Regions from separate parts of the Mus musculus genome. Here all the other regions are linked to region 1. A link is a loop called in an ENCODE intact Hi-C map of the cell type or tissue named here. Cell type or tissue: heart. All regions are shown on one strand. Links, peaks and the distances in the headings refer to the core of each region. The heading gives the core; the rest is flanking DNA.

The links. Hi-C counts contacts between places; a loop is a spot of excess contacts. Peaks named below come from ENCODE experiments on the same cell type or tissue, not always from the same donor. Only the 100,000 strongest peaks of a DNase experiment are listed, where the experiment ranks them.
Region 2: a loop joins it to region 1, with 2.6 times the contacts of the local background. A loop is called at or near these places in 3 of 42 quality-filtered maps.
Region 3: it touches region 1 in a loop (5-fold over the local background); 25 of 42 quality-filtered maps call a loop at or near these places.

What each region holds. Positions count from the first base shown.
Region 1 is chr9:40,326,289-40,337,086 of GRCm38, reverse strand. It overlaps Gramd1b (GRAM domain containing 1B), which reads left to right. Exons shown (of 20, transcript NM_172768.2): 3 at 3,432-3,642; 4 at 9,649-9,669. 1700110K17Rik (RIKEN cDNA 1700110K17 gene) reads right to left here and starts at 3,615. Exons shown (of 3, transcript NR_040728.1): 1 at 3,500-3,615. In heart, for the core only: CTCF peaks have their summits at 3,254 (motif pointing left), 6,247 (motif pointing right) and 7,578 (motif pointing left); DNase peaks (open chromatin) are centred at 3,506, 3,576, 4,646 and 6,306; H3K27ac peaks cover 326 bases; H3K27me3 peaks cover 404 bases.
Region 2 is chr9:40,236,656-40,247,453 of GRCm38, reverse strand. No RefSeq gene overlaps it. Among named protein-coding and RNA genes, the nearest start is that of Scn3b, 27 kb to the left of the region's middle. In heart, for the core only: no CTCF peak of the experiment used is centred there; DNase peaks (open chromatin) are centred at 5,813 and 6,093; H3K4me3 peaks cover 1,350 bases; H3K27ac peaks cover 2,072 bases; H3K27me3 peaks cover 1,696 bases.
Region 3 is chr9:40,219,422-40,230,219 of GRCm38, reverse strand. No RefSeq gene overlaps it. Among named protein-coding and RNA genes, the nearest start is that of Zfp202, 33 kb to the right of the region's middle. In heart, for the core only: CTCF peaks have their summits at 1,939 (motif pointing left) and 5,764; no DNase peak of the experiment used is centred there; H3K27me3 peaks cover 327 bases.

The sequences.
Region 1 (10,798 bases), core at 1,658-9,657:
TTTTGCAGTATCTGGGGCAGAAACAATCTTTCATAAAGACAAACACATAAACTTGAATAAAGAACACCAGCTGACCATTGTGCTCCGCTCAGAGTTCTGAAAAAAAAATGCACGGGTGGCTGATCAGGGAGCCTGGCACTCTGACAAGGTCTGCCTGTGCCCGAGGGACCTCACTAGGACTAAGGAGAGGGAAGGGAAGCCAAGAAAAGTGGCGCAGCTGCCAGGGTGTGTGAGGTGCAGGTTGGGGAGCTTGTGAAGAGAGTCACTTGGTAGAAAGAAAACCTTTGTCCCCAGCTGCATTTCCCCATTGCTCAAGGATGTCCTCCAGACCTGAGTCTAAGAAGTGGGCTCTTACCAGCTTAGTGCGAGACCCTGAGGGTAGGCTCAAGGACACGCTTTTATTTTTGAGACAGGAGTCTCATTTTATTTCCTGGGACAGGAGTGAACCAGTCTTTGTTGCCAGGCTTATGTGGGTGAGATGGGAACGAGTGAATATCTTCCTGGCATAGGGTCGTCATCAGGGTCTTAGTGCGCCTATTGTTAGGGAGACTGGAGGGTTGTAGGAATCCTTTGCACTTCGGTTCAAAATGGTTTCTCCTGTAGCTTCTTCTCACTCTCCGAGTTTTCCATGCTGTTCTGTTTAAGGCTTTCATTCTGTTCTGTTCATGCTGCTTTTGTGCTCTCTCTCTCGCTCTCTCTCTCTCTCCTTCTTTGACTTTCATGCCTTTACCTGGCTACATTTTCTGAACCCAATTCTTCAAGTAAAGCTTTTCGTCTCTCTGTCTCTCTCTCTCTCTCTCTCCCCCTTTCTCTCACTTTCACCTGCTCTCCCTCCCTCCTTCCCCTCCCTCCTTCCTCTTCCTTTCCTTCCTTCCTTTCTTGCTTTCCTTCTTTCTTCTTCTCTCTCCCTTTTCCCCTTCATCTGCTTTTTGACTCACACCACCTGTCTACCTGTAGCTTATATTCCAATGACAGGTCATGTCTGGCTCTGCCTCATGATAAATGTACTAAGCACAAGGATCCTTTCTTATTCACCTATGTGAACATGGATGTTTAACATTGTGCCATGTGACACAGTCATATCACCTTGACCAGACCCCCTTCTCTTGCTTGGGTTTCTCACAGGCCAAGGGTTACAGGACTCTTGCTGAATTCAGGTCAGAGGGCTTATCTGTTGACTGATCAATATTGATCCTCTCTACAGTGCCCCATCACCAAATATAACAGCAATTCTTTTTAATACTGCTTGTAGGATCAAGTTAAGGGCAAGCCATGGAGTTAGAAAGGTTAAGTCACTACATAAAATGCATAGGAACTGGTTTTATTTGCTTAGCAGCGTGTCCAAATCTACAGGACAATGGCTGATCTTTTAATAGGTTTAGCAGTGTAGCAAGGCTATTAATGACTCTGCCAAGGTGCAGAACTATGGTTACAGGGATTTCTTCTAGTATAGAAGAGGATTGGAGTGGAGGCCAAGCATGGGGGGGTTGGTGACCCATTATTCTGGGCGGGTTTTTTTCCCACTGAAATCATAGCTAAGGCTATTGGACAAGTCCAGGCAAGACACCTTGAGAACCTGAGGGAGGACCCTACGACAGGAAGGGAAGGGTGGAATAATGAGCCTTATGGAAACAGAATGAGTAGGATGGAGTAGGCTGAAATGGCAGATACCACTTCTGAGCAATGACGGTGCCTTTGGAGAAGGGCAAGGAATAGGCAGAGGTCTCTGTGAGCAGGGCTGGTGGCAGAGGGGACTCACTCAGTGACAGATGCAAGAGTGGGCACAGAGGTGAAGAACACATTGGAGAACTAAATTCCAGTTTGGGCAGCCTGAGAAGATCCAGTGGAGCAGAGAGAGATGGCTCAATGGGCAGAGGTGCTTGCTCCCAAGCTTCCACCATGTGGGTCCCAGGGATCGACCAGAGTTCGATCCCTGGGACCCACATGGTGGAAGGAGAGAACTACCTCCCTAAAGCTGTCCTCTAATCCCCACGTGTGCGGCGTGGTATGTGCATCTGTGCATGTACACATAGTGGAGGTCATGTGCAGAGCTCCCGGCCCCACTCCATACAGATTCACACTCTACCTCTTCCCCCTCCCCAATGATACTGGATGGGCTGCTGGATGCTCTCTCTGTATTGAGTTTATCCAGGCGGTAGGGCATGGTACTCTTTACAAATGTCTCCATGGAGCATCTGAGGTTACAGCTAGATCTTCATGTAAATGTCACTGTCCCGAGGCAAGGCCAGAATGTGGTATGGCACAAAGGCTTCCTGAGTTAGTCTGGCTCCTGAGCAGGTGGGCAGGATCCTGCCCCTCCTGTCACCTTGGTCTGGGGCCATGTAATCTCCCAGGATGTCCCTTCCCATTTCCACTGTCTCTTTCTGAGGATTCTTCCCTCCCTGCCCAGCTCTTTGATTTCTCTGTTCTCTGAAAACAGAACAAACTGAGTTCATTCTTTCCTCTCCACCCTTTTCTCTTCACCTCTTCTATTCTATTGAAAACACAAGCTAAGTTTCGGTCTTTACTGTATTAACAGATTGAATGCCTCGGTATAACTGGATTTAGTGCCATGGGAAGTACAAGGAACTTTTTAGAGGTGAATTTTGGGTAGGAGGTATGAGAACAACCCCCCCCCCCCCCCGTAGACCAGCAACATAACTTACCAGGCTGCTATGAGTGACTTACATCTGTAGCAAACTCTGAGGCTAGCCCTGGGTCACTTTCTCCTCTCTATCTGGCATTTAGCTTCATCTTTTAAATGAAATGGAAGGATAGTGGCCGTTATTAACTCAACTGAATGTCCTGGCACATGGTACCTGTGCCAGCGAGATGGCCAAGCCAGTGTGGCCTGAGTTCATTCTGCAGGACTCACACTGTGGAAGGAGGAAACAGACTCTGGCAAGTTGCCCTCTGACATCCACAGGCATGCCCATGGTACATGCATGCCTGCACACATACATGCAAGATAAAATAACGTCGTAATTTGTAAAAGACATGCCTATGAAATAATATATATGTGAATGCTTTGAAAAGCGGAGTTGTTGTCACTATGGGCAAGTGTTGAAACAAAGCATGTATAAAATGAACTGGTGGCATTGAGAGATTCTTTCAGGGTCTAAATCATCTTCCCTAATAGCTTTCTACATGTAGTTAAAGCTCAAACAGGATTGGATGGGTGAATATTTAAATACTTGACTGCTTGTTTCTAGTCCCAGTTCCCTTTTCACACCGGCACTACTGCCCCCTGCTGGTCAGTAGCAGCATTACAGTGCAGCAAGTCCCTAGCTGGGTTGTCTCCTCAGCCTGTTGCCTGGGCTCCCTGAGCTGGCTCCTTTGCATGGGTCTGTGGCCGACCGTCACTCACAGCCTTCCTTCCTTCCTTCCTCTTCCCTCTCCATCTCATTCCCCGTCTCCATCTGCCCCTGCAGCACTGCCAGTAACTCCAACCGCAGCACGCCAGCCTGCTCTCCCATCCTCCGGAAGCGGTCCCGCTCACCAACACCACAGAACCAGGACGGAGACACCATGGTGGAGAAGGGCTCAGATCACTCCTCGGACAAGTCCCCGTCCACCCCGGAGCAGGGTGTGCAACGCAGTTGCTCCTCACAGTCTGGTCGGAGCGGTGGTAAAAATTCCAAGGTGAGCAGACGATGCTGGGGACTTGGCAGCCTTTGTTAGCTGGTCGCAGGAAGCTACTGGGTACTCATGTGACCGAACAGCCCCGTGTCTATGTGATGAAGTCAGGACAGGTCAGCGTCAGCAGGGGAGACTCTTGATGAATTGATTCCTGGTTAATCATTCAGGGAGGGTCCCGAGTCATGCGCCCCTTCTCCACCCCGCTCCCCATCTCTCGGTAAGCATCTAAGGAACTTCAAGACCCTTGAGATATGGAGGAAGCTCTGGTGAGCAGGAGGTGTCGCCTTTATAATCCTTCGTTAAATTTGGCCCTTTGAACTGGCAAAGGAACGTTATTTGGGACAAGTGTATTGCCAGGAAGAGCGAGTTCAGGGAAGCTTCCGGAGGGCTATTTTTAACCTCCTCCTTGGCCATCACCCCGCCTTACCTTTGTCCCAGCCCATGCCCTACTCATCTTGCAGAGAGGATAGTCACAGGACTTTTCCTTCCCTCTCAAGCTTGTCTTGGGCTCCTGATCCAAGGATTAGCATAGAGGCCTCCCTCACATGGTTAAGGTTCCCCAGAGTTCTCCTTCGATCCCCAGGCCTCTGGCAATCAAGAGGTGCCTCTACTCAGGTGCTCCTAAACCAACGGGAGTCGCAGGGCTTGAGAAAGGGGACCCCTCGGGAGGCTTGGGAGAAACCCCACTTGAACTTGTCTTTTGATTTCTTGTTCTTCCTCTTCTCCCCACTGTTTTCCAAACACCTTTGCATGCATGGTCTTAGTCTCACAAGCGCCTCTCAAAAGTAAGCCATCTTTTGTCTCTGTCTTTTAATCTCCCCTCTAGTATTGAATTGTCTGTAGTGCTCAGCATCCCTCCTTCTACCCCTGCCAATTCTGCCCATATGTCCTGCTTGGTCCCTTTCCCAGAAGGGCTGAACCCACTGTTCCCCACCCCCACCCCTTGGCAGGCTGGCTTGGAAGTCACTGAGGGACCACGCCCACTGCACCTGACAACAGAGAAAAGACTCCACCTCCCACCCCACTCCACCTGCACCCCATCCCCTTCCCGAGTCTGCCTGCTTCTCAAACACTACCACTAGTGGGAATGTGTCTCCCTCCTTGCGTGGCACTTTGTAAAACGCAGAGTCCTGCAGGAGGTAGTTCCGTCCCTGTGGGCGTGGAGCCTCCACTCAGTCACTCTGTTGTTTCATGTGACCCTTGGATGGGTAACGGTGGCCTCCCTGGCAGAAGTGAGGAAAGACCTTGATGAGATCTGCCTAGTTCATCTTTTCCTCCACCCCTGAGAGCTACCTGGCAGGGCACCCGCTGCGACTTGCTTGTACCGCTCTGGTACTCATTCACAGTGTGCTTAGAGACCTGGGTTTTGATTAAAGAAGGTACAGTACCAGAACCTTGGAGGGTGATGACTGACAGTACCCACCAGGCTCTAGGGAGGGAGACGTGCCAGCCTCTACCCAGGGCCCTCGGATCTCCAGTGGTGAGCTCAGTGGTGAGCAGTTGGTCGCAAGGCAGTAGGGCCCAGGAAGTCGATTGTTGGGAAGAAGTGCCAACTTCAGTCAGAGAGACAACTTACAACAGGGTCTGTGAGTGTCCTCAGGGAGGACGGTGGCACACCACTATCCACTTCCAATGGATGCAAGAACAAGAAGCTCCACAGCCAAGCCTTCCCACTGTGCCCTTCAGAGGCAGACCTGTGACTCTCAGTATTTTATGTGCCTATTGCCAGTGGGGGGTGGGGGGCGGCAGCCTGGAGTGAGGAAGCCAGTGGGAGTCCTCTGTGGGTGTAGGAGGCTGGGCAGGTTCCGGCATGCCTGATAGCTGGGGACAGGAGTTGTACAAGACCTTTTGTCGCTACGCCAGTGCCCGCCCCTCTGCCTTAGTTGAAGTGTGTACCAGAAGGCTCCAGGCTCATCTGGGAGAAGGAGAACCCAGCTTGGATGTGGGTACCAGGTTACTCCTCCTCACCACAGCTGCTGAGTCTTTAGTCTTTCCCGTCCTCAGGTGAAGTGTGCAGCTCTTTCCTCCAAGCCTAGCTCATTCCAGGAGCAGCACCGTGCTTACTGACAGCCTGACAAGGAAGGACCACATTGCACAACTGCACTGGGGATCCACCGTAGTCACCCTGGAACATGCGAGTGTAAGACACGTAGACCGCAGAGGATCTACACCAGAGTCACCATGGGAAAAGGGTTCAATGCAGGGCCCCGTGACTGGACTGCACGCAGGTGCTGCAGGGGTACGGCCAAAGCGTCTAAACCTGCTTCCCCTAGGCGCATCCTTTCAAGGTGGCCAGGTAGAGCTGCGTGGAAGCTCTGTGAGCTAGAACTGTTCTCACTACAACTATAGCTGGGCCACCCATAACCACCTCCTGCAAAGAGGCTTCACGGTGTCTCCCCCCCCCCCCTTGCTGACCTCCATTTTTTTGTTTGTTAGGGACAGGAAATCATTAAGGCTTCACCTTCCTCATCACAGTTTCAGGGGTAGAGGCTGATTCTTTCTCCCCGCTTAGAGTAGGGAGCTACAGACCTCAGGGCTGACCGTCACTCCCAGAAACCAGTGCATTTGGGCCACAGTCAAGCTGCACTCAGTAGTGATGGCCTGTGGCCACTAGGGGGAGCCAGGACATGCTTTCCTGCCCCCTCCAGCTCCGGAGAGCTGCTTGCTCTCTGCCCTTGCAGGCCTGCCAAGTAGATAGGGCCACTCAGTGCTTGGCTTCTGCCGCGCAGCTTAGCTCTCTGTTGGTGCTTGGCGGTGCCCGGTGCTGTGACCTTTCACCTTTTTGTTCGTTTGTTTATTTGTTTGTTTGAATTCTAATTTTTGTGGTTTTTTTTTCCAGTATGACAGACTTAATCTGATCAAAGTAAGACATTGTTTTGTTTTGTTTTGATTTTTTTTTTGCCTCCCGGCTCCAGTTTATGCTTAATGTAGAGCTCCTGGTCCCAGTCTCCCTTCCCCTTTCCCCCTTCCCCCTTCCCCCTCATCAGCTCGCTTTCCAGACACCTCAAGCCTTTGTTCTAGGAGATGCTTTTCGATGCGAGGGCTGGAAACTGCTCTAAGGTAGTCTGGGTATGTTTCTAGGAGCCTTGCATTCTGTCTGGTTCTCACTTGTCTGATTCCTTGTAGAAAAGGCCACAGAGACCCAAAACAAGTCCTCCAGGCCCTTCTCCTCCTCCAGCTCCATCCTGCTTCTTTTTTTTTTTTAAAGATTTATTTATTTACTATATGTAAGTACAATGTAGCTGTCTTCAGACACACCAGAAGAGGGCATCAGATCTTGTTACGGATGGTTGTCAGCCACCATGTGGTTGCTGGGATTTGAACTCAGGACCTTTGGAAGAGTAGTCAGTGCTCTTAACCACTGAGCCGTCTCACCAACCCTCCATCCTGCTTCTTAACAGCTCTGTGCTTTCACCCCACTCCCTTACCCATCTGATACAGGCTCCCTAGTTCTGTGCCTTCTTGAGCTCTAGCCCTCTCCTCCAGGTAGGGGCATAGCAATGAATTTACAATGGTAGGCAGTCTCTGATCTGTCTGTCTGTGCCTCTGTCACCCTCTTGGGCCTTAAGCCTCTCTGAGAACCTCCTTCACAGGAGGTCCCTTTAACACTCAGCCCAGAAAGGCAGGTCAAAGGTTAGAAACTCCTTCCTGCTGGGTATTCTTGAGGGCTAATGTAATCTCACCGAACATGTAAGTGTATATGTCTCTGAGGTGCCTCAGTGCTGGCAGAGAAGGAGTTGTGTAGGGATATGGTCAGCGGCATAGCCTCCGAAGTTCTTACTCTACAGGGTTCCTTTCTCATTTCTTTTAGTACTTAAGACATCCTTTCGGGACTGGCGAGATGGCCCAGTGGGTAGGAGCACTGACTGCTCTTCCAGAGATCCTGAGTTCAATTCCCAGCATCCACATGATGGCTCACAACCATCTATAGGGGGATCTGATGCCCTCTTCAGGCAGGGGGATGTATATGCAGCAGATCACTCATATATTAAATAAATAAAATTAAGGGAAAAAAAAGGGCATCCTTTCTTATATCCTCACTTTATAAGATAATGAATATTAGCTATAAAGGTACCACAGAGCTAGTTAGAGATGGGACAGGTGTTCCTAACCGAAAGGTCTTGGGATTCTGAAGCTGTTTGTGTCAAGTAGTTTCTGAAGGAACTAGCATCTCCATGTCAGTGCAGAGAAAGGGAAGATCTACTTCCGTCTACGTGGGGAGAGAGGGCAGGCACCGTGTTTGAGGATCACAACGGATCCTGTTCCCAGTGACCCTTTTCCTCCAACAGTTGTATACAAAAGTTCCAAGAACTAAAGTGCTTGGGCTCAGTTGAGAGAGATTTTCCTCCGCTGGGAAGCAGGTGACTAGCCTGCTCAGGGTTAGTGCAGTACAAGCTAACTGTGGATAGATAGCTTGGTCGGTAGCTGCAAGAGTATACTCGTGCTCATCATGATGTGAAATTAACACAACCCCATTTTGGTGGTCCTAGAGTCAGTTGCCATTGTGAACACCCAAAAAGAGCTATAGAAATGACGGTCCAGCTAGGTATAACTTTTTCGCTCCCCCCACCCTTTCCAGGCATGAATAGACTTAGCTGAACTACTTAGGTGGGAATGTTCTGGCCCAGAATTCTTTCCTATAAGGTAGCAATTCCTATTCTATGATGACATAGTCTTGGCTATGTGGGTTTGGTCTTCAAGTTCTGGAGGCCACTGTGGTAAAAGACTGTGCTTTCTAGATGAAACCACCATTCCTTTTGAGGAATGACCACAAAGAGTTCCTAGCAGAGGGTAACTGAGTGCCTGTGTTGCTGCCTGCTATCTTAGTCAGACCGACCAGTGGAATCTGTGCGAGGGAAAAGCATATACATGCCTGTGCCCCTTGCACGCCCTATCTCTGGCCACTGTGCTGACTGTCAGGGTAGAGGGTCAAGGTGTCAGGCAGGTTTCTGATTCAAAGGAAGAAGCTGGTGATGAGAAGGAGATCACATGATCATCTGGTCATCATTGTGGTCACAGTCACAGATCCCTGGTTCATAGTCGCCTCCATCCTGTCACATGCACACACGCACACCTTACTAGCTGACACAGCGGTTGCCCAGCTGTGCGTTTATTAGCTGGCTCTTTGACACAAGCTCTAAGTGGCTGACTATGTATAGGCTCCATACCTCTGGTATCTCGTTGAGGCTTTGACCCGTTGGCAACGTTTCTAACATCAGGGCAGAATGCTCATGAGTAGAGCTTGGAGACAGACACAACACAATCAAGCCGTTCCCCTTCTTTCACTAGAAAGTTTCAGATCCCATGGGGAGATCAGTATGAGTATTCCTCAACCATAGAGCTGCGACAGAATGTGATTTCATGAGTACCAAGTTGTATATAACACCATGGCTTGGAAGAATCCTTTAGAGATGACACAATTCCACTTTCTTCCTCAACCATTAGTTAGCTATTAGTTAGGTCAGTCGGTTGTTGGGATAGAAGGAATTTGCTCACCTTCTAGCTGAGAGTATAGTGTGACTTTTAAGAAAGCCCCTTCTTCCCCCTTCACCAAAACATTCTACCCTGCCTTTGACAGGGGAGATGATCTGGAGCAAGAGGCTGTGTTTGGCTCTGTGTCTACTCTGCTTCTAGTCAAAACCCACTGGGGGACTAGGATTTGGATGCCTACCACGTATCCCACCTCCCCATCAGTAGGACCTGGCGATGGGGCTCTGACTCCCTTCTGGTTGAGCGCTAGCTAGTGCTGCCACTGCCTGCCTCTCCAATCGCCCCAAGCTGTGGTGGGGGCTTCCAGCATGGATTGCTCCCTGGGCCTCCTTTCTGGAGCTGTCTTGTGAAAGGAGGACCCTCCTGAGCATCGACATGGGAAGCATTCAGCTGCATTTGGATTCCTTCTCCCTGCCCACCCTCCGCTGTCTGTGTTACCTTCACCCCAGGGGGAAGGAATACCACTTCTATCGTCTCTTCCCTAACTAATTATATTCTCTTTTATTTTTGTCTTTACAGAAAAGCCAGAGTTGGTACAATGTAAGTAGTTCTGTTTCTGTTCTTGTTGGGTAATAGAAAAATGTGTGTGTGTGTGTGTGTGTGTGTGTGTGTGTGTGTGTGTGTGTGTTGGGGGTGGGGGGATGGGCAGGGGGGTTGGTTGCAAGAAGTGTTAAGTACCGTTTGGGTCTTAGGAGTTTTTGCCCTTGTCAACCTCTTCATCTCACCACAAAACAGACACAGTAGTTCTCTTCTACAGCAGGACGGGTATGTCCTGGGGAGGAGGATTTGATCTGGGAACATGAAGAGATGATTCACCTCATGTTTTTCCTCATCTAATGTCCTATAGGAAGGTAGGGAGCAGCCAGGACTGAGTGACTGCTTCAAGGCCAGGCGGTATTCTGTGGCTAGGGTGAGACAGGAGGTATGAACTTAGGGCTAAAGTTAGCATCACTGGACAAGACATCTTGTGGAGGAGCTGGTGCTAAGAAACGGTGCTATATGACAGAGTGTGTCAAAGATATGCAGTATCCTCCAGAGCATGCTCCTACTGAAGGTTTGGCTGCCTTCTAGTCTGTAAAGCAGGGTCCTTCTTAGGTCATCCTTAGTGGCTATTTATCCAGCTCTGGACTCTGAGAGTGTTTTGTGGAGTCAGCAGTGCCTGCAAGGGCTCCATTCTCCTTGTCACATACTGTATGGCCCTGGACTCTTTCCTGGAAGAACGTCTGGCTAAAGTCCCTCAGCTTGCCCTGGCCACATGCTCTGTACCTTCAGGAGGACTGGACAGCTGAGGCACACTGTGGCCTGGCTTCAGACCCTTGTCTCCCCTTCTTTAAGCTGGTCTGTGCTGAGAATACCACTCCTCCCTTCCACTCCCGCATGCTTACTTCCTCTGTTCTGCTCCAGTGGGAGCTGAGGCTTGGAGAAGCTGTCAGGATGCTGGACTGACAGGGTTGGAGGGAACAGAGAGAGGGCTCGAGAGGAGGCTCATGTTTCATGTGGGGCTGTGGGTCCAAATGATCCCTTTGGGTCACGTGTGTGTTCCAGCATGGTATTAAGTCGTCCCTTAAAGTTAGACACCTGTCAGCTAACACTCTGGCTTCCCACAAACTGCTCCGTGCCAGCATATCTCAGAGGTTTTTAATTGATTGTCCATCCATAGCCTCACTGG
Region 2 (10,798 bases), core at 1,220-9,219, 89 kb after region 1:
CTGTGAATTCTGAGTATCACACTCAGGCCATCCTGCTTTACAAGGCAAGCTCGTTACAGACCGAATGATCCGCAGAGCCCCTGACTGCGTTTTTCTGTCCATGAGTGTGTTGATCTTGCACGGAGTGGTCTGGAAGTTCCGGAGGATTACTTAGAGCATAGGGATTTATTCATGAGGAGCCCAGCTTCCTAGCCTCCTGAGTGTCGGTTCTATTTGTACTATGTCCCAGAGTTTCCATGGAGAATGAGATGCAAGTTTCCCAGAGGTAACTTGCTCAATACACCCTTCATTGGCTTTTTTTACACCACTCTCTATCAATAAGTTATGGGTACTCGAACTTGTTACAGGAGTTGCTTGGGTGGGGAGACCCAAAGCACCTCACAGTGTCTGAATACTGCCAACCTCCCCAGGTTCAACTTACACCAAGCCTCTCCTGCTCATTGGGCTCTAGTCTCGTTGCTCTCTGTGAGAGCTATTTTTTCCTCTGTATAGGATTAGCTCTTTCTGATCTTTCATGCTCATGCTTAACTGTCATTCCAAAGAGATGATCTTTCACCACTGCATGGAGACAGAGACTCATTCTTCCACGTTGCACCCTGGCTTTGCATTCTTGGCATAGATTATCATTTGTAACGGCGCAACTGTCTCTGTGTATAACGACATGCAGTCTACTGCCTCCATGACGGCAAGCTCTACAAGTTAAGGAACAACTGCTGGTTTTTCATATTTCATATGATGCCTAGAATAGTATATAAAGTATATTTTGCAGTCACTAAATATATGGGGAATTGAATGAAGAAGCCTGAACTAGGAAATAGTCTGAGAACACTGTGTTGGTCTCTGAGTAGATTTTGGTAGCGTGAGAGTGGAAAAATAAAGAAGTTATAAAAGGATTTGTGTTGAGCTGTCTGCAGCCGTGAAGAATACCCAGGATTTACTGAGGAAACAAGGCATCCATGGAGCTCTTGCTGTTTACCTGGCTTTGCTCCAGGCCTTCTAGGGATGCGCACTGCATAATGCAATGTCTGCAGCCTTGCAAGCTTGCAAAAATGGGGTCAGTGGTCATGTCATCTACCGATGCTATCATTTTAGGAACATCTACTAAAATCAACTCGGAAAGGCAAAGCTGAGACACTTTAAAAAATTATATCTAGAAAACGTTTTAATATTAAATGATTTTACAGTAGAACAACCATGGAATTTCATAGCTGAACAAGATTGATGGAATTAATTTTAGTATCCCCTGGGAGAAGGTTTGTAGGGGAATCAGCTGAGTCAGTACTTTTCGTTCTTCTTTATTTCTTGATGAATATGTATCTAAAATAATGTATAAGGAAACAGAATGACTATGAATCTGTGAAAGTATAATGGAAAGGGATGGCTCAGTTCCTAGTTTTACACATCTCTCAATAGCAGCACTACAGGCCACAGCTGATCACAGTACAGCTGACATGTCATGTTTTATTTAGTTCCTTGTCTCTGAGCTGGTCTCATGGTTGGTTCTCTGTGTAGCTCCAGGCTCTTATGTGGGTTTGAATGTAATAATTCTTGCTTTCTCCTGCTCACAGCTACAAGATATTTAAGATGGTGTTTAGTCTGGGAACTCTATTTTCCAGCATTCCCTACCCTGGGTGGGAATTAGGTTTGTGCAAAAGAACTTGCATCAAATGCAGGCGATCACGTGAAGGAACAGCCCTTGCCCTAAGAAAAGCATCACAGAAATGCCATGTAGATGGAAAGGAAGGTTCCCCCGTGGTCTCAGCTGGTCTTTCTCACCTCTGACTGACCTGCTTCCAGTTTATTTTTAGACTACTGGCTCTGTTGAACAGCAGCAGCCCGCTGCAGTAGCCGGTGGACCGCTTCGTCTAACTCCTTTACGAGTCTCTTCTGTGGTTCTGCTTCCATCTGGACAAAGTGTTTTTCCAGAATTCCCTGCAAGTTTTGACCTCCTATGCTAGCGTATTGACTTCCTGTGCCAGCTGCCTTCTTTACTCTTGATTCTTGAACTCTTCCTTCTGACCCCACAGGTTTCATACTTCACAGTATCTGCCAAGTTAGCTCATTTCATGGATTTGAGACATTCTGTATACAAAGTGATAATCACCATAAACAAATGGACACTTTCTATCACTGGTATATTGGATCTGTGTATTAAACCTTCAGTCTAATACAGGAACTCTGTGCCTTTTGGGTCATCACATTTACCCCAGAGCCCAACTCCATGTGACACCATTTGAGTGACTTCCCTGCCTCCTCTGTTTTCTCTTCCCTTTTTCCTTTCTTTCCATCCTCCTCTTTCTCCCTGCTCCATTGTGTCCCCCCCCCCCCCGCAGTCATGAGAATTAAACTCAAGGCTTCATATATGTTGAACATGCACTCTTGCTCAGCGACACTCTCAGCTCTGTCTTAATCAATGAATTCTTTGCTGAAGGAAATGTTTAGTGTATTCATTTTTGAGAATTCTGTATGTTAGTACTATGTTTACATCTTTCTCACTTGATCCTCTCCCTTCCAACTCCTCTCATGTCCCTTGTTAAACTCACGACTTCTTATTATTGTTAGAAGTTTGTGTGTGTGTGTGTGTGTGTGTCTGTGTGTTGTGTGTGTCCGTGTGTGTTTTAGGGTTAGCCATTTGAGGTTGGATAACCTATCAGGAGGCTTGTTCCTGGAGGAGGCTGATTCTCCTTTTTTAGCATCCATTAATTGCCTGTAGCTCTTCATAGAAATCAGGATAGGTGAGGCCCAGGCTGATCAGGGACTTTCTTTTTGAGGTATGGAGAAAGAACTTAGTTCCTTGCCTAAACCAGGCACATGTTTAGAAAGGCTTGGGGCCAGGGTCTTGGGGAAGCTTCTGTTCTCCAGATCCTGAGAACTCAACCCTACTTCCCAGCTTGAAGGGCTGTGGTTATCAGTCCCAAGGTCACTGAGCTCTTGGTCTGAGCTGCACTTGAGCTATCCTGTGCTGCCTTAGTGCAACCTTGCTTGATTAGGTCTCTGGGACTTCATGATTGCATGATAGCTATTTGCTTACTCTGTTTCATTCCTATATCTGAAAACTGTATATAAGTTTTTCCTAAATCAGTCCACAATCAAGAAAATGCCTCACAGGCCAATCTGGTGGGTATGTTTTTCTCAATTGAGGTTTTTCTCTTCTCAAATGACTTTAGCTTGTGTCAAGTTGACATAAAACCAAACAGCACATACTCTGCAGAATACCGATATCTACAAGGGTGATCTAAAATCTACCAGTGAAACCAACAAAAACAAAAGCCAAACAACAAAAACTAGTGTTGTCTTCCATCCTTGAATACTGTATTCTTCCTCAAACATCCAGGCTCTTCCTGAGACTTGTAACTATGCAGTAAGCTTTTGTAGGCAAGTTATTCAGGGTTTATGGGAAGGGTCTTATCCAGGTATAGAGAAGACAGCTGTGGACTGAAGAGAGAGAAAGGGGGAGGGGGGAGGATGGGAGGGAGAATGGAGGAAAACGAGAAAAAAGATGGAAGGGAGGAAGGAAACCAAGAGGGTACTGACCCTATGTAAAGATCCTAAGTCCTCCTTTGTAGCTATACTTGATCGCAAAAACATCAGATGTGGTTAGAGATGACAAAAACATTCACAGAAAAATGGAATTCCCCCAGGGTAAAAGCACCTTATATAATAAGATGACAGAAAATGATCCTCAGCGATAAGTGGAAAGGCTATGACCACAAATCAAGTGCAGCATTTTCCATGGTACTGGGAATTCGGAAGTAGGTGACATTGCAGCTCAGCATAAGATCTAGAGCTGAATTTCTAGCTTTTCCCTCTCATTGATACTGTTTGTATTCTTGGGCTAGTGACTACCATTTCCTGGGCTGATGTCTTCTGACAGCTTGTCACTGTTTTACACATGATTCTTTGATCCATCCGTTTCAAACATTCATTGAGTTAATAAATCAATCATCAGACACCTATGGAGCATGTGCAGTATGCCAGGCACTCTTCTTGGCTCTAATGGCAAAGCAGTGTGTATGACAATCTGCCCTCATTCGGGCGCGATGGTGCCCACCTATGGCCAACACTCAGAAGGCAGAGGGAGGAGAATTGCAAGTCTGAGGACAGCCTGGGCTACATGGCAAGACTTGACCTCATTCCTACCCTTGAAAAGCACAAGTAAATGATTAAAAACGATCATCTTCGTTACTAGGGATACACCCTAGTGAGGGTAGCATGTATGCTTTAAATCCTTCACAGTCCTAATGATGCAAACATTGCAGGGATTGTGTAAGTTATAAGAGACCTGTGTTCTAGTCTCAGTTGTAAATCTGAGTTATCATCTCTCTTTGTATTCAAAGATGCATTCAGCCCAGGAATATTGAAAAGACAATATATTCCAAATCAGATACTGAATCCTGAAGAGAAAAAAGTATCTCAAAAGTGAGCTGCCCCCCCCCCCCCACAAAGCTTTAATCTGCAGGATTTATTTATTTATTTATTTATTTATTTATTTATTTATTTATTTATGTGTTTCTCTGCCTGTCTGACTTTATGTATCTGTGTGTGAAATGTTCTTAGCTGGGTTCCTTTTTTTTTTTTTCGAGACAGGGTTTCCCTGTATAGCCCTGGCTGTCCTGGAACTCACTCTGTAGACCAGGCTGGCCTCGAACTCAGAAATCCGCCTGCCTCTGCCTCCCGAGTGCTGGGATTAAAGGTGTGCGCCACCACGCCCGACAGCTGGGTTCCTTTTAAGCCTGCAGTGTGCTGTCATTGGACAAGAAATGCACATGTTGGTCACATGAAGCCAGCTCAGACACAATACACGCAACTGGTGCCCTTAGCTATACCTGGCCTTCCAGGCCATGCCCAAGAAAGTATCAGTAAAGATCAGGATTTTGGGAGTCAAAAGAGCATTACTGTTGTGTATTTGGACATGAATCTGTTTGGGGGAACACTTCATAATTGTGGGTTACAGGGAATCTTGAAGGAGGGGAGGGAGGGGTAATGCTTTGTTTGGTCTGTGTACCACACCCCCATTCTCATCTTAGAGTGGATGGTCCGTTTTAGTTCCTGCTTGTTGTCACATTATAAGGGGGAGGTGCTTTTTCTCCTGAAAGAGTTTCCATGGCAACCTCATCCAGCAGGCAAAGAACAGCAGCTCTCTTAGCTTCAGCTCAAAGGTTGAGAGATAAAAATATACTCTCATTAATCCAGGATCCATGTATGGTTAGGACAGGAATTACCTGAAAGTGTCAAACCAGCTGGGGTGAAATTTGATATTTTCTTGCATTTCTTAAGACACACAACAGACCACCAAAGAAAGAGCTGGTGCTCTGCCTTCAGCCCAGCTCCTTGGGAAGCAAGGCTGCTTCCGTGAGGCTGGATTTGGCTGTTAGCGTTTCTCTCCGAAGATCTCTCCCCTGCACTTTCATATTGCAAAAGATCCTGTGACCTGGGCGCCAACATGGCTGGATAGGAAAGCACAGAGTACAAATGCTAGTTCAGGGTTGATTATTATACCCTCACAACTCGAAATCAACCGTTTAGCCACAAGCTTCACGACACCTCCGCGTTTCTTTTCTTTCTTTCTTTTTTTTAAGCTTTAAAACTCTACCTTCCCCGATGAACGCCCAAGTGAACAGTGAGGCTTAAATGAGGGCATAAATATGGAACATTTTTCCGGACGTGGGAAAGCTGTGCTAATGTACACGGCGAGGAAGACTATGATTAATGTGCTCGAGCCTGCTAAGGGAGGGTGTGTGGGAACAGGCAGTGCCGCTCTCCCTTCTGGGTGGGAGGGGAAGCCGTGCTCCCTCAGCAAAGGGACATTCGCTCTCAAACGGGCCACGCCCACAAGGTAGAGCTTCCATCCCCCACCCCCACTAGAAGTGCAGTCTCTGCCTTAAATCCAGAATAAATTCCCCCTTCATTCCACCCACCCACCCACACAGATGTGTTCCCTACTTCCCATGTGGCACCCTCAGATCTACCCCAGCCTGCCTGTCTGCTGCTGGCTTTGTGCTGGGCCTGTGCTCCCGCAAGGACATCACTCCGTTCCTTGAGCTGTGAGGCTCCCTTTCTTTCTCAGGCATTGTTAACTTTTCTCCAGCAGGCTCTAGTGCTGCGGTCTACTTCTCTCTGTTGCTGCAGCTGCTTCCCCCTTGGAGTGTGCATTTCTTGCTCCACCCAACCAATCTCAGCGCACTACAATGACCCTTGCCAGCGACTAACCCTCAGGAAGAAGTCTTTAACATCTTGGGAGATACCTTAGTTTTAACATTTTTATGTCAAGGTGGAGAGATGGTTCAGCGGGCAAAAGCTTACCAGGAAAGCCCGACCACTTGAGTTCAATGCAGGGAGCCCGGGACCGGGAAGGAGAAGATCAACTCTTGAAAGTTGTCCTCAGACTTCCACACACTCAGAGCACACGATCACACTCACAAGCACCATTCACACAACAACAGATTTTAAAAATCCCTCTTAATTTGGCCTTCAGTTTCCCTAACCTTTAAAAAACAATTGTCAGTTCTCCTGACTACAAATACTGAGTCTGTGCCGTCTTTACCGGACTCCCAGTGGGAACATCTTGGAGACTCAGAAGTCTGGCCTTGGTGCCCGTGTGAACTACACTATGAACCCCCCCCCCATTCACTTGTCTTCATTTCTTCTTTCAGTGTTGAGAAATAAACCTAAGTGTGTGTGTGTGTGTGTGTGTGCGCGCGCGCGCGCGCATGCATGTATGTGTGCACTTGCCCATGTATGCATGTGCAGAGGTTGAGCAATTCTGGGTTAAAATTTTGGAAATGAGTGGGTAGATGCTTATGGTATCTACAGGCTCACCCTCCCTTTTGTTGGGTATTTCAGCTAAGGTCATCCCCCGTTGGGTTCTGGGAACATTTTGCTTTCCTGGAATTTTGGAACTTTCTGGTGGTTACTCCCTGTTCCCCGCCCTCTATTGCTATGCACCTCTGTTCTATTTCCTGACCCTCAGTATATCGCCCCCGACTGCTGCCATACCTGATTCTGCTCTCCCTTTCCCCTCCCCCTCCTCCTTTCCTCCCAAGTCCCTCCCACCCTCTACCTCCCGGGAGTATTTTATTCCTCCTTCTAAGAAGGACTGAAGCATCCAAACTACAGGTATCCTTCTTCTTGAGCTTCATATATGGTCTGTGAGTTGTATCATGGGTTTTCTGAGCTTTTTCCCTAATATCCACTTATCAGTGAGTGACTGAGCCAGCTCAGTTGGTCAACAGGTTCTCCCAGGCAGGGGCAAAGGATTAAAAAGAAAAAGGACAATTAGACAACACTGTAGCATGACCCCAGCCAGTTCTGAGGCTGAAGCGGGTTTATTATTTTTCCAGTCTGCTTTTATACCATTTTTGTACACACAAAATAATAAGATCAGTTCTAGGTCAAGAAAAAAGCAAGGCAGTAAACAAAATCCTGTAAACAAAAGGAATGCCACATGTGCCTTGGCTGAGTCGGCTCTGAGATTTGCATTAATTCAAATGTAAATGTTCTTAGTCCGAGCCTTTTTCTTGAGTCCTAGCTCAAAGTCAGATTCCCTCCTTAAGCTCTCTTCCTTGTCCTGGCCAGAGGTCAATTTCCCTCCAAGTTTCTAGAAGTGGCCTCCAAAAGCTCTCCACAGTGAGTACATATCATGTGTGTTCTTTTGTGACTGGGTTACCTCACTCGGGATGATATTTTCTAGCTCCATCCATTTATTTGCCTTCGAATTTCATGAAGTCATTGTTTTTAAATTGCTGAGTAATTTACACTGTGTACCACATTTTCTGTATCCGTTCCTTTGCTGAAAAATATCTGGGTTGTTTCTAGCTTTTGGCTATTATAAATAAGGCTGCTATGAAAATAGTGGAGCATGTTTCCTTGTTTTTTTTTTTTAAAAGATTTATTTATTTATTTTATGTAAGTACACTGTAGCTGTCTTCAGACATTCCAGAAGAGGGAGTCAGATCTTGTTACAGATGGTTGTGAGCCACCACGTGGTTGCTGGGATTTGAACTTCGGACCTTGGGAAGAGCAGTCAGGTGCTCTTACCCACGGAGCCATCTCACCAGCCCATGTTTCCTTGTTATATGTTGGAGCATCTTCTGGGTATATGCTCATGAGTGGTATAGCTGGGTTCTCAGGTAGTACTATGTCCAGTTTTCTGAGGAACTGCCAAACCGATTTCCAGAGTTGTTGTACCAGCTCACAATTCCACCACCAGTGAAGGAGTGTTCCTCTTTCTCCACATCCTTGCCAGCATCTGCTGTTGCCTTAGTTTTTGATCTTAGCTGTTCTGAGTGATGTAAGGTGGAATCTCAGGGTTTTGATTTGCATTTCCCTGATGACTAAGGGTGCTTAAAAAATTTTTTTTTCTTTTTTGTTTTTTTGAGACAGTTTTTCTGTGTAGTCTTGGCTGTCCTGAAACTAACTCTGTAGACCAGGCTGGCCTCGGACTCTGAAGTCCACCGCTATCTGCCTTCCAAGTGCTGGGATTAAAGTCATGAACCACCACTGCCCAGCAAAATAAGCCTTTTTAAAAAAATTATTAAAAATTATTTATTTATCTTATGTATAAGAGTACACTGTAGCTGTCTTCAGACACACCAGAAGAGGGCATTGGATCCCATCTCTCCAGACCCCTGAACATTTCTTTAGGTGTTTCTCGGCCATTCAATATTCCTCAGTTGAGAAGTCTTTGTTTAGCTCTGTACCCCATTTTAAATAGGGTTATTTGGTTCTCTAGAGTCTAACTTCTTGAGTTCTTTGTATATATTGCATATTAGCCCTCTCTCGATGTAAGATTGGAAAGATCTTTTCCCAATGTCTCCTTTCTTGCTTCCTCTAATTGGGACTTCCCTTACTGTGTTAAATAAGAATTCTGAGAGTGGACATCCTTGCAAAGTTCCTGAAACTTAGGGGAGTCTCTAGCATATGATGTTAGCTATAGAAATATAGAAATATTAGTTTCCAGTTTTGATTTTGATTATTCTTCCTACTTTTGTATTAATGTGCATATGACTCATAAAATACAGTGGGAAGTGGTTTCTCCTCTTCCAGATGTCTGGCCTGCTGCTCTTTCTTGTCTGCCCTATTTGTCCTCACGGTGTTGTCACTACATCCCCCATTTTTATAGGGAATGTGGGAAAACTCACCTTCAAGTCACTACATGTAACTCAAAGTCCCCACAATGGTTCTTCCAAGTTACTGCCCATGTTCAAGATCAAACAGCTTCATCAGTGGAGACACAGAGCCTCTCGGTTCTCACAGGATAGAAACCCCCAGTAACTCTGCAACATCCTGGTCCCTGATCTCTACTGCTGCTTTGATAGTCAGAAACTCTGAGTGGACGTCCACAGAAAGTGACAGGTGCTTCTGATGTGTGGCCAGGATTGCAGATCAATAGTGTGGTGGTGTCTTAGTCCATTTGCAATGTAAGAGTAGGGCACTTTATGAAGAGCAGGCATCCATTTCTCACAGCACTGGAAGCTGGGAAGTACAAGGTCAAGGTGTTTTCTTGTTTGGTGAGAGCTGCTCCCTGTTTCCAAGACTGGACCTTGAGCTGCATCTTCCAGAGGAGAGTGGTGGTACTGTGCCTTTTGGGGAGATAGGTGAAGGCCAAGCAAATTAGATTTTATGCAAAGACCTCTTTTATTAGGGTATAAAGGGAGAAGCTTTTAACATAATCACCTCTTAAAGGCGCTGCTTCTTACTATCAAAACATAGGCAACACCTGAAGTTTGGAGATTCAAACTATTCTAACCAGAGCAGGGCGTGTCTGTGTGCTAGGGCAGCGGTGTTTGAACTCAGAATAATTAACTTCAAAGATTGATTTTTACATAGGCCTGCATGCACTCATGTGCTTTCTCATTGGTTGTGTATGCAAAACGTCTATGATTCAGGTAATGAAATTCTGGAGACTGTTGCAATTTGCCCCAAGTTTTATTTATTTTCCTAATCTGTTTATTTGTTTGTTTGTCTGTTTTAATCAAGAGTCACAACAGGCCTTAAAATCACCAGGGAAGCACACACTGGGAATCCTAATTTCAGCTACTCAGGACATCACTTCAGGTCTAGTTTGTCTCTCCTTGTTAGTGTGTGCTAAAAGGAGATCTTAGGGAGTGGACATTAGGAGTGGAAGGCAAGTTGTGGCGGGAGAGGCAAAGCCTTAATTTTATGATTTCTCAGGCTTTTCAGGCTTTAGGATTTCCATTTTTACCAATCTTTGTATATGCTTTCAAATTAAGTAGTACATATAAAGATTATATGACATTTTTTTTGTGCTAGAAAATGTTAAAAAAAAATCTGACAATGTAAGTTGTATACTTACAAGGTGAAAAATTAACATCTAGGCTACTATACCTGACAGTTTTTTCTTCTTTCTCTCTCACTTTCTTTCTTTCTTTCTTTCTTTCTTTCTTTCTTTCTTTCTTTCTTTCTTTCTTTCTTTCTTTCTTCCTTTCCTTCTTTCTTCCTTCCTTCCTTTCTTCCTTCCTTCCTTCCTTCCTTCCTTCTTTCCTTCCTTCCTTCCTTCCTTCCTTCCTTCCTTTCTTTCTTTCTTTCTTTCTTTCTTTCTTTCTTTCTTTCTTTCTTTCTTTCTTTCCAAAAACAGTCTAAGAAAATAAGTATTAAGACTCAGTTTAACACTACCCTATGACTCTCTGATGGGATAGCCACTGTCACGATGACAGTGGGGCCAGGGGCATCCTTGAGTGCAGAGGAAGTCTCTCCTCCCAGGCTTATAGAACTCAAGAGCTATTGGTTCCGGGTCCCTGTCTCTCAGATTTGAATAGTGAATCTCACAGGCGTAGGA
Region 3 (10,798 bases), core at 1,169-9,168, 110 kb after region 1:
GCCCCTGCATGTGTACATATGTGCTTTTACCTCTGAGCGCTAGCTACCACCAGCTCAGCCACCACTCTACCAACAGGGTTTGTTTAGTTCTGGGGTATGAAAACTTGACAGACGGGTCGATGGGCTCGCCAATGAACCAAACAATCCCTAGAAATAGTGAACATTGCCATATGCGGGAAAAAAGTGGATTCTGCCTTATATGGTAATTTAGGTTATTAAGTATTTTACCCAGATTACCAGGGGTTATCCAGGTGGTTCCTAAATGCCACCAAGGTCTCCTGAGACAGAGGGAAAGGGAGATGACTCATAGCAAACAAGCTTATACAAGTAGCGGTTAAGGGACAAGTCTAGGGTATCAGGTGTTCCCCAACCTTGAAGGAGCTAGGAATGGATTTTCTTCCAGTTCCCCAGAGTGAGGCTGGGCCAACTCCTGGACTTCAGTGAAACTAGTTTGGAGCACCGAGTCTCCAGAACAATGAGAAAGGAAATTTCAGATGTTTGAAGCCAGCAGATTCCTGAAAGTTGTTGCAGCTGCTGTAATCACTCATCCAACTGCAAGACAAGACTGGACCAGGGCAGGTGTCAAGATAAAAGGAATCAGCACATTAGACAACGGATGGATGGAATAAAAGATTGGCAAGCGGGCTAGGACCATACGTGTTGTAGGGAAGGCCAGGGAGTGTGTTTGCTGGAGAAGGAGAGGCAGATAGGGGGAGATGGATGTCTCTGGGTGGTGGCGCCTGGACCAGATAAGTATCTTGCCCCAGTGCTGAGACAGGCCTGCCAATTCGATCCAAATTGGATTTTTCATGCTTTAATTGGGCTTTGCTGAAACCATGCTTTTCTTTTTCATGTCTAATTTCAAGCCTTGAAACGATCCCTTGGTTTAAATTGGGCGGTTTCCCAATGCTGTTTTCTTTCTGTTCAAACAAGGTTGACTTTGATTGACTGGCAGTTCTCAGCTACCCAATTTGCTCTCCTTTGTGCTGGTTCAACATGGCAAATGTCAGCCCCCGTGGCTGCCTCCCCTGCCCACTCACCTCATCCTTCTCTGTGGTGCTACAGCCTGGGGCTGAGGGCACAGGACGCTTGGTCATCAACCAGTGTCTCCTATGCCACTTATCCTATTCAAACAGCTCCGTTCCTAAAATAACTGTCTTTGAACTTCCTATAATCTCATTGTGGTGTCTGTCTCCTTAAGAAAAAAGGAACCTAACATGGAGAGAGTGCACGTAACTATAATCCCCCCCCACACACCCCTGCCGCAGGCTGCTGCTGAGGCACAACAAAGGATCATGAATTTGAGGCTAGCCTGGGCTACAGATTATGATTCTAATTTTTCACATACTTATATTATTGATGGAGAGTTGACTGTTTTCAGTATTTTGCTAGTATATGTAATTTTCCATGGGTGCATATAATCATTTTATTTCTTCTGACCAGCACTCAGAAGTATCTGTAACATGCTTTTAGCAACAACTATAAAGAACTCTTCAAATGTTGGCTTCAGTTGCCCCTCCCCAGGAGTGGGAGAGAGCCCAGTTGCTCCCCAGACCTACCATCTCTGGGGTTCTGAGCCCTTCTCAGTGGAGTTATTCTGTTGGGGTGCATGGTAGACTCTCACGGACCTGATGGTTTAAAGTTTCCTGCTGATAACGGTGCTCCCGCCTCCCTTGTGCTTTGTACCCATTTGCATGTCCTCATGTGCGACCTGTCTTGTTTGGAGCGTTGCTCCCAGAAGATGTTATATTTTTATGTCATTATTGTACTTTTACATTATCAATATAGCTCTCCAACCTCATAGATAATAAGCTCCTTTATACCCAAGAGCTATGCACTATTCATTAATTTCCTAGTGCATAGCTTATGCTTCCCACTGTACACTTGCTGAATAAAAAGAACAGGTGTTTAGGACTCACTCCATGATGATGAAATGTCGCCACCTTGTGTCCAGAGTGAATGAGCAGGAGGATGCAAAGTCAGTTGGCTTACTTATTCCTTGAGCTCATTTTGTTTTGTTTTGTTTTGTTTTGTTTTGTTTTGTTTTTTGAGACAGGGTTTCTCTGTGTAGTCCTGGCTGTCCTGGAGCTCACTGTGTAGACCAGGCTGGCATCGAACTCAGAAATCCGCCTGCCTCTGCCTCCCAAGTGCTGGGATTAAAGGCGTGCGCCACCACTGCCCAGCCCTTGAGCTCATTCTTAAATTCTCCCTGCCTCTTTCCTTTTCTCTGTCTCTGTCTCTCTCTATTTCTCTCTGTCTCTGTCTCTGTGTGTGTGTGTGTGTATGTGTGTGTTTTGAGACAGGGTCTCACCCTGTAGCCCAGGCTGCCCAAGGATTCACTAGTTAGTTCCTGTCTTGGATTCACAGCAATCCTCCTCCCTTTGTCCTCTGAGTGTTGGAGTAACAGGCAGGAACCCCTATGCCTTGTTTTGAGCTTTCTTTTATACGTGACATAAAAAAAATACATTGCGTATTTCTTCCACATACTTATTTTTTTCTTTAAAATTATATACTTATTTTCATTTTGTTGAAAACACTTGAGGTTTAGGTTTGTGTGACTTTCACTACTTGAGCAGCTGATGACAGTTTAAGATGCTGGGCGGTATATACTCAGGAAAAGCGGTCAATCAGTGGTCATTGTGTTCTAACTGTGTGGCAGGTGCTGAACATACTCTGAGATATATTCAAAAATATTTGACATTCTCAGAGGCTAAAAAAATGGAATATTATAGGAAAAAGGCCTGAAAAAGCCAGTGTTCACCAATTCATTCATCAGTCCGTGATCGAACACACACTGCTGTGCATTTGCCGTGTGCCAGACACTGCAGCATACGGTAAAACCCAAAGGTGTATGCTTTAAACCCTGGCTGCTCCAAGGAAACCTACATTAAAATTAGATTTGTTTGCGCCAAATTCAGGACTTTTTTGTAGTTTTGCCTGACTATAAATCCCTGCAGCCTGAGCTTGCTGTGTGACAGTCTTTCCCTGGGGAGATACAACGTGTGGGCCTACTCATCTCAGAAAGGGAGGGAGTCCACAATGGATTAAAGTAATGATTGTGCCAATGTCCACTTTACTAACAGGAAGATGGGTGGAGGGTTACTCAGAAAACAGCCACTTTACTACAAGGCCCTCCAGACATGAGAACTGTATCCCTGAACAGCTTGACCTACCCAACATCTCTTTCCTTAGTTTGGCTGCTCAGAGTCTCCACCTCCAACGACTGTTGGGAGACCCAGAGTCACCTCTGGTTACAGATAGATGAGGGGGTCCTAGACAAAGGTGGGAGGGGGTGCCAGACTTCACTGATCATCTCAGTTCTTTCTCCCTCCTAAGTCACTCATCAGCCCACCATTAGGATGAAAGGCAACAGTGGATTGATGAGGTCTAGAGACATCATGCGTGCCTTCCTCCATGGATGACTTCTCTGTCCAGGTTATAAGATATAAGGGTGTGGCCTTGATGTCAGTGGTCACAGTTAGGGACAGTTCCCTTCTGACAGAGAACAATGGGAGGTGCCTTAGATCTGTTATGACTGGGGTACTGGTAGTCATACCCGAATCCCTTTTATCTGTCAGGATTAGATGTATTCTGAAAGTTTTCTACACCAAAGTAGTAAGAACTTGGCCTTGGATTTGGGTGGGGGTGAAAGCAGAATGTGGTGGTAAGCTAGATTTGTTGTCGGTGTTGGGGCCAATGTCTCAATTGTTTTACTTTCTCCTTTGTACCCTTCTCTCTCAAAGATTTGCTTTTTAAATGTGCACGTGCTGTTAGGGGCTGAGACTCAGACTCCCCAGACTCAAATAATATGCAAAGCAAAGACGTTTACTCTTTAGAAACAACCAGCCTGCAGGGGTCAACCATTCACCACAATGTCAGTGACCAGAGGAGTTGGCAGGGCTAGGGGAATTTTCTAGAAGGGTTAGATAACCTCTAACACCATTGGCTAGAAGCGCAGCATTGTAATTAGTAACATTTTGATTGGTTGCTATGTTAGTTTTATTATTTTTGGTGAGGCTTTGAATAATTTCAAGAACCGACTCGGTTCTAACCTCATTATCCTCTTCGGCTAGGTGTTGCAGGAACTGACTCACTTCTGGACTTATCCTTCCTTTCCCAGTGTCATTGATTAATGGCCCAATGTTCATAGTTCCCCTGAGGAATCTTGTTCATTTTCCTGGGAAACTGAAGATTTTCAAAGCCAGGGTATTTGGACCTCTCAGTGCGTGTGTGCATGTGTATAAATTTATGTGTATCATGGTCATGCGCTAGTACCGGTGGAGCTGCAGACAGCGTCCGATTCCCTGCAGCTGGAGTTGCGAGTGAGCCACCTGATATGTCTACTGGGAACCAAACAGACACAGGATCCCTGGAAGAGCATCAAGCATCCTTAACCATGGATCCGTCTTTCCAGTCCATTTGCATTTCTCTCTCTCTCTTGAGAAGCTCATGTGATGACTGGTCACAGGAAATAGTTCCTTGTCCTCTCCCAAATGTTCCATTAAACTGGCGAGTAAGAGGCGTTTTCTTTCTATCTTGCATTATACTATATTACAAAGAGTGCCTGTAGCCATCGATTGATAATCACATAGACTCCTGGAGATTTTTTTTTTTTAGACATGAAATTACTATTTGATGAACACGGAAGCTTTTCTAACATGAACCAAAATTGGGCTGGCTACTGGAAAAATGAATGACAGTGAGTTGCTTTCTTTATTTGAGAAAAGGAACACGATTATGATGTGCTCAGGGCTGTGATGGATGAGTGTGGAGGGGACATGGAAGGTTGCTTCTTGGGCGAAGTGGAGAATGAATTGAGAATAGGGAGGAACTGGCAAGCAAGTATGGGTAAGAGCCAAGGGGTGGACCAAGATGTTTCCTGAGGAAAGAGTCTACAAGCAAGGGCAAAGTATCTGTGTCTCGTCCCCTACGTGCTGCAGGGCCGCTGGACACTTGTACCCTGAGAAATAATAGGACAAACTCAATATTTAACAATCCCACTGTCAACTACATTATGAGAAGTAACAGGGCAGACTTCAATATTTAAGGATTACATAATGGGTGAGTTAGAATGTGGTACCTCTGAATGCAGATGTGCCTGTTAGGATGCCACGTGATGGCAGTGAGCAGGGAGACTTGACATGGGTATAGATGTGGGTCCTTACAAATAATTCAAAATTAGTGCCGTGGACAGATATTCAGAGAAAGGGAAAGGGAGACATTATCACAAATCACAGCCGAGCTTTAGAAGATGGTGGCCAGCTATTCTTAGGAAGAATAGACAGGGAGAGGGGAAGGCAAGAAAGGGAGGGGAAGGAAGGGAAGAGAAGGAGGGAAGGGGCGCTCAGAGAGGATTCAACCCCTCTAATTTCTTGCTGCTTCTAAGGAGGACTGAAGGTGTTCCCTGTCGGGTGTGATGTTGTGCTCTCTGCTAAAGTCCCGCAGCACCCTGCCTTGATGTATTGATTTAGAATTTTTTCAGGTCATAGTGCCACAAGGAAAAGTGTTACCGAACAGCTTAGTTGCATAGTCCGGCTTAGGTCCGGAGATCTACTTGGTCATAAGTAGCAAGGCTTTGTATGTGTGCCTCTTGAAACTCAGGGATGATAGTAGGATGCTTTCAGGTTGGTTTTAGGATCTCAGCCATTTCCCTAATCCTAAAGCAGGATTTTGCTGACCTGGAGTCCCTGAATGCTGAGTGAATCTCCCGTGTTGGGAGCAGCCTTCTAGTGGTACTATTTCAAATTGCAAGTAGGTCTGAAAGGAAGCAGGTGAGCATTTCCTTGATGAAATTGCCTTCATTTTCTTTGAGAAGACATGCTCATGCTCAGAATTTAGCCCTTGGTCAGAGTTCATTAAAAACTGTTCACCTTTTCGTGTGTTACCAATATCCACATTGAATCTATTTGAGAGTAGATTAACTTATACACTGTCATTCACACTTGCTGATGAAAGGAAAATTTGAATGTAACGCAAAGGACCTTTGTTTCTTACTGTATCTCTCTTTTGTCATCAGAGTGTCTCCAGGAAAAGCTGACATGCCCTTTTCTGAATAATACAGCCCTGAATCTGTATTAGCGTTGCTCGTATGTCTATAATGATTTCAGGGCTTGCCATTTGGCATTGGGTAGCTAGTTGCGGGAGGGAGTCATCTCTGAGAGAAGACTAAGTCTCCCTCTCTCAGCAGTCCTTAGTTTCCGGTAGTTTTTTGTCTAGAAGTGGGACCTCATCAGAATTCCTCCTTCTACATTAGCATGTTTATTAATATTGCCCTTGTTCAGGTCTTGTCCAGGCAGCCATATTGTCATGTTGTCATGGGTATAGCTTCCCTGTCATTTCTAGGAGACACAATCCCACAGCAAGTTTCCTAGACATCTGGCACAATCTTTCTGTCCCCACTGCTGTGATGTTCAGAACCTCAGCTTCCTTCCTGAAGTTATTTTGGGTTGTGCATGCCCATGGTGCTTACTCCTCCTTTTATTTTGGTGTCTTTTTTCTCTATTGTTGGCTTCCCCATCCTGATCGTGGGTTGGACTAATATGCTTGTTTGTACCTTGATCATTTCACTAGGGAACTTTTATAGTATTCATCTATTTTTGTTGCTGGTTTTTTTTCTTTTGTTGTTGTTGTTTTGTTTTTGCTTATTTCAGGTGTTTTTGAAACCCAGTAATTGAAAGTTTTTGATATTTTGCAGGACACTGTCAGCCAGTTTTTCTTTTTCACTGTTCATATTTCTGTGTTACAGTCTGTTGGCTTGTACGTCTCTTCTGGTTCTATTTGGCTATCTTCTTACTGATGATGCTCTTTCGGAGGGCTCAGCCCTCTGTATCTCCAAGACAGAGGAAAAAATTAGCAACAGAAGCATTATATTATTTACCTTTAAAGAATTAAACTTAAATTTGATTAAAGCCCATTAAACTAACATAAAAAATTATAAAATAGAAACACTAGAATGAATAAAGAATGTTCTATGAAATAAAAAACATCAGGGTAAATGCAAAAACAGTAAGCAGGTGTGACAAGCAAAGGAGACAGAGAAAGGGGAGCGTTATGGAGAAGTGGGTTACAGAAGTGGAGGGAGTGTTAGCAAGGAGAGAAAAAGAGCAAGAACCCAGAAAAATATTTCTCATTAGTTAAAAAGATCAAAACAAAATAAATTAAGCCGGGTGTGCTGGCGCACACCTTTAATCCCAACACTCTGGAGGCAGAGGCAGGCGGATTTCTGAGTTCGAGGCCAGCCTGGTCTACAAAGTGAGTTCCAGGACAGCCAGGGCTGGCTATACAGAGAAACCCTGTCTCGAAAAACCAAAATAAATAAATAAATAAATAAATAAATAAATAAATAAATGTAAAAAAGCACAAAAGATAATAATAATGTCTAAGAACCACCAAAAGTACAATAGAGAAGAAAAATGTTGGGGAATGTAAGAGGGAAGGAGAAGGGATGAAAAAATGGAAACCGGGCTCAGGAGAAGATGGCTTGTTGACGTGCTTATATTACTGTGCAAACATGAGGAGTTCAGACCCAGACCCACATAAAAAGCCAGGGCAGCAATGTGTGCCTGTATGGTTGTCCTCGGAAAGGACTTTCTTGCCAATGAAAGTACAACTTGATTTCAGGTCCTTCAAGTCAGAGTGGCTCACATTAAGAGAATAGACAAGAGATGAGGGTGAAGATGTGTGTAAAGGGGAACCCTTTACACTAATGGGTGACTGGTGTTCCTCCTTGTTTGAAACTCTCCTGTTTGTTTAGAATTCTTTCAAGTGTTGCCTGCAATGCTCATTTAGCTCTCATAAATTGTTTACTTTATGCTAATCTTCCAAATGTTACTTCCTCATTGACTTTAAATGATGAGCTTGCTGAACGCACTGATTTTGGCTGACAGCTTTCTACTCCCAAGGCTTCACGTACACACTCCCTGATTTGCTGGCTGCTAGTTTTGGCCAGGTAATCTGGAATGATTCTGACGCTTTACCCTTTGCACACAAGTTGGCCTTTTCCTCTTACAGCTTTTCATGTTGCTTCTTTGTCCTACAGTCTTGGCACTTTAGCCATAATGTAATCTGGTGAGCTTCTTTCAAGAGTATGTCAATTTGGAGTTCTAAACGTCTTCTGTTTTTAGATGTTTCCATCAATTCTTCCAAGCTATAAACTCTATAATCAGAAAACACAGAATAGCATATATGGAAACAAATAGTGTACCTATTATTTTAGTGAGCAATTTAAATGCATTCACTCCCAGTTTTTGATAGATCAAAATGAAAAATAAAGAAGGTACATTACATATTTAACTAACAAAATGTAATAACTTATGGCAATAAAGATCCGTCTCTGAGTTTTATAGTATGTACTGCTCCCATGCAGGCATGGAATATTTAAGATTAGCCAGGCTCAAACCTAAGAGTCCAGCTACTCATGAGGTAGGAGCAGTAGGATTTCTGTGAGTTTGTGGTCTGCCTTGGCTACATAATGAATTTCAGACCAGCATTAACTACTGAGTGACAGAGAAAAAGAAATCATTTAAAATTATGGCTAAACTATGGGACAATAAAGTCTTGAAGTATCAAAGGATGAATGTAATATGGCTTTCTTTCTCTAACATTTTATGTGAAGATAAAAACCAAAACCAAAACAACCATTGTCATATGTTTGGAGATTTTTGAATTCACTTATAAACAATCATTGCATCAAAAAGAAATACTAATAAAACTTTGCAAACACTACTGCAGCAAAATGTAAATACCACTTATGAGAATTAGTAGTCCACTCTGAAGACAGTGCTGAGGGGCATTAGAGAGTAGAAAAAAAGCTTCAAAATTTAATGAGCCAAAATGTTGACTCAATAAATTTTAAAAAAGCAATAAACTAAATATAGAAAGTAATGACAAAAAAGAAAGCATGTTAATAAACCAAAGTAGTTGGTTCTTTGAAAGGATTACTAAACTATGTCAATACTGATCACACCATGAAACTCAATGAGCATTGAGCCTTAGAACAGGTAAATATTTTGACAATTACATCAGGGTTGGTTGTATGAAGCAAAAAATCATGCCTTATGAAAATACATGGCAGCAGTTACACTTGGGATGGAGAAAACGGATGGAGTTGAAATGCTTGCAGCTTAGGCATTACTGAAGAAGTGGTGACGGTTTGGAGACTAGGAATCAGAGGTATATACTGGGATGTCAAGGGTAACCACTAAAATGGTGTCTTAAAAATACAGTTGACAAGTCAATAAAGGGGAAATAACGAAGTAGTAAAATTATTAATGCATGCATGACCAGCACATGTTGATCTCTGGGGCCACCTCCCTAACACATGTTGCCTGCTTCCAGCAGGAAGAGGGACTGGCCCCAGCCCCACATATCCTCAATGTAAGAATCTTCTAGTCTGTTAAGGATGGCTGAATGTTGGTTTGGACGTAAAAGCAACAAGTGTGGCAGGAAGTGGCCTGGTTCCTTAATTTCTTTGTCACTATTTGAATGTTTTGCTTTGTTTTACCCCTGTGTAGTGTATTTTCAGTATTGTTTAATTCCTTTGCATTATTCTTATCTTTAACTTTACATATCTTCTCTAGTGTAGAATCACATTTGAGCTCTTGCATCTTTTTCTCTCAGTTTTCTGTCCTTGTATTTTTGTGATCCATTCCCCTTGTTGTCATGACTGTATTTACTTCATTTGCTATCATTACTAATATTTTTTTTTAATCTTTTTTTTTCTTTTGGTTTTTCAAGACAGGGTTTCTCTGTATAGCCCTGGCTGTCCTGGAACTCACTTTGTAGACCAGGCTGGCCCCGGAGGCAGTTTTTTTTTTTTGTTTTTTTTGTTTTTTTTTTTTTTAACTTCAGAGATTACACTACCTGTTTTTGCATTTTCTTCTGTGGGTGTTGTAGTAATTGGCTTTACCTGGTTTTTATTATATTTCTATATCCAGTTTGGATTAGTGTTGCTGTTATGGTAGTTCATATTATTCTCCCTGGTGACTAAGATCAGAGGGCAACTCGTAAATGTCAGTTTTCTCCATTCGTCATGTGGGCTTTGGGAATCGAACTCAGGTCATCAGGCTTGGTGGTGGGTGCCTTTACCCACTGAGCCAACTTGCGGGCCCACTCTCTTTACCTTTCCCTCTTACAAAGAACATAGGCACATGGATGGAGCTGGAAACAACCATTCTGAGTGAGAAAACCTATATCCAGAAAGGCAAATGCTGTATTTTCTTTTGTTTGTGAGAGCTTTGAATCTTCAGCGATGTGGATTTCATTTTCAGTATCTATAAAAGTCAGGAAATTAGTAAGGTTCTATAGAAATGTAGTTACATGATTGTCAATGATCGTCAGTCATTGCCTATTTCCTGAACTACCACAGCTTTATCCCTAAAGTCTCTACCATTGAGCATGTCTTGAAGTAACCTCACTACTCCCTGTTTGCTTTTAAAATTTCAGGTGTCTTATATGCAAGTTTTTAATAAGCTTGGGGTGGATGGTTTTGCAGGGTGAGAGCGAAGAATCTACTTTAATTCTTCTACATGTAGATGCTTAGTTTTTCCAGCACCATTTATTTAAAACGTCGGCTTTTCTCACCTTCATATTTGAAAAAAACCAAACAAACAACCAAAAAACCCAAAAAACAAAAGTCAGGTGGTTGAAGCTGCTAAGCTTCACACTTTGTATTCTCTTCCATTCCACTGATCTACAGATCTATTTCAGTGGCAGTATTATGTTGCTTTTATTACTGATACCATTCTGTCAAATGGAAACAATAAACTAACTCCTAATGACTACGTATATCTCCTGGATT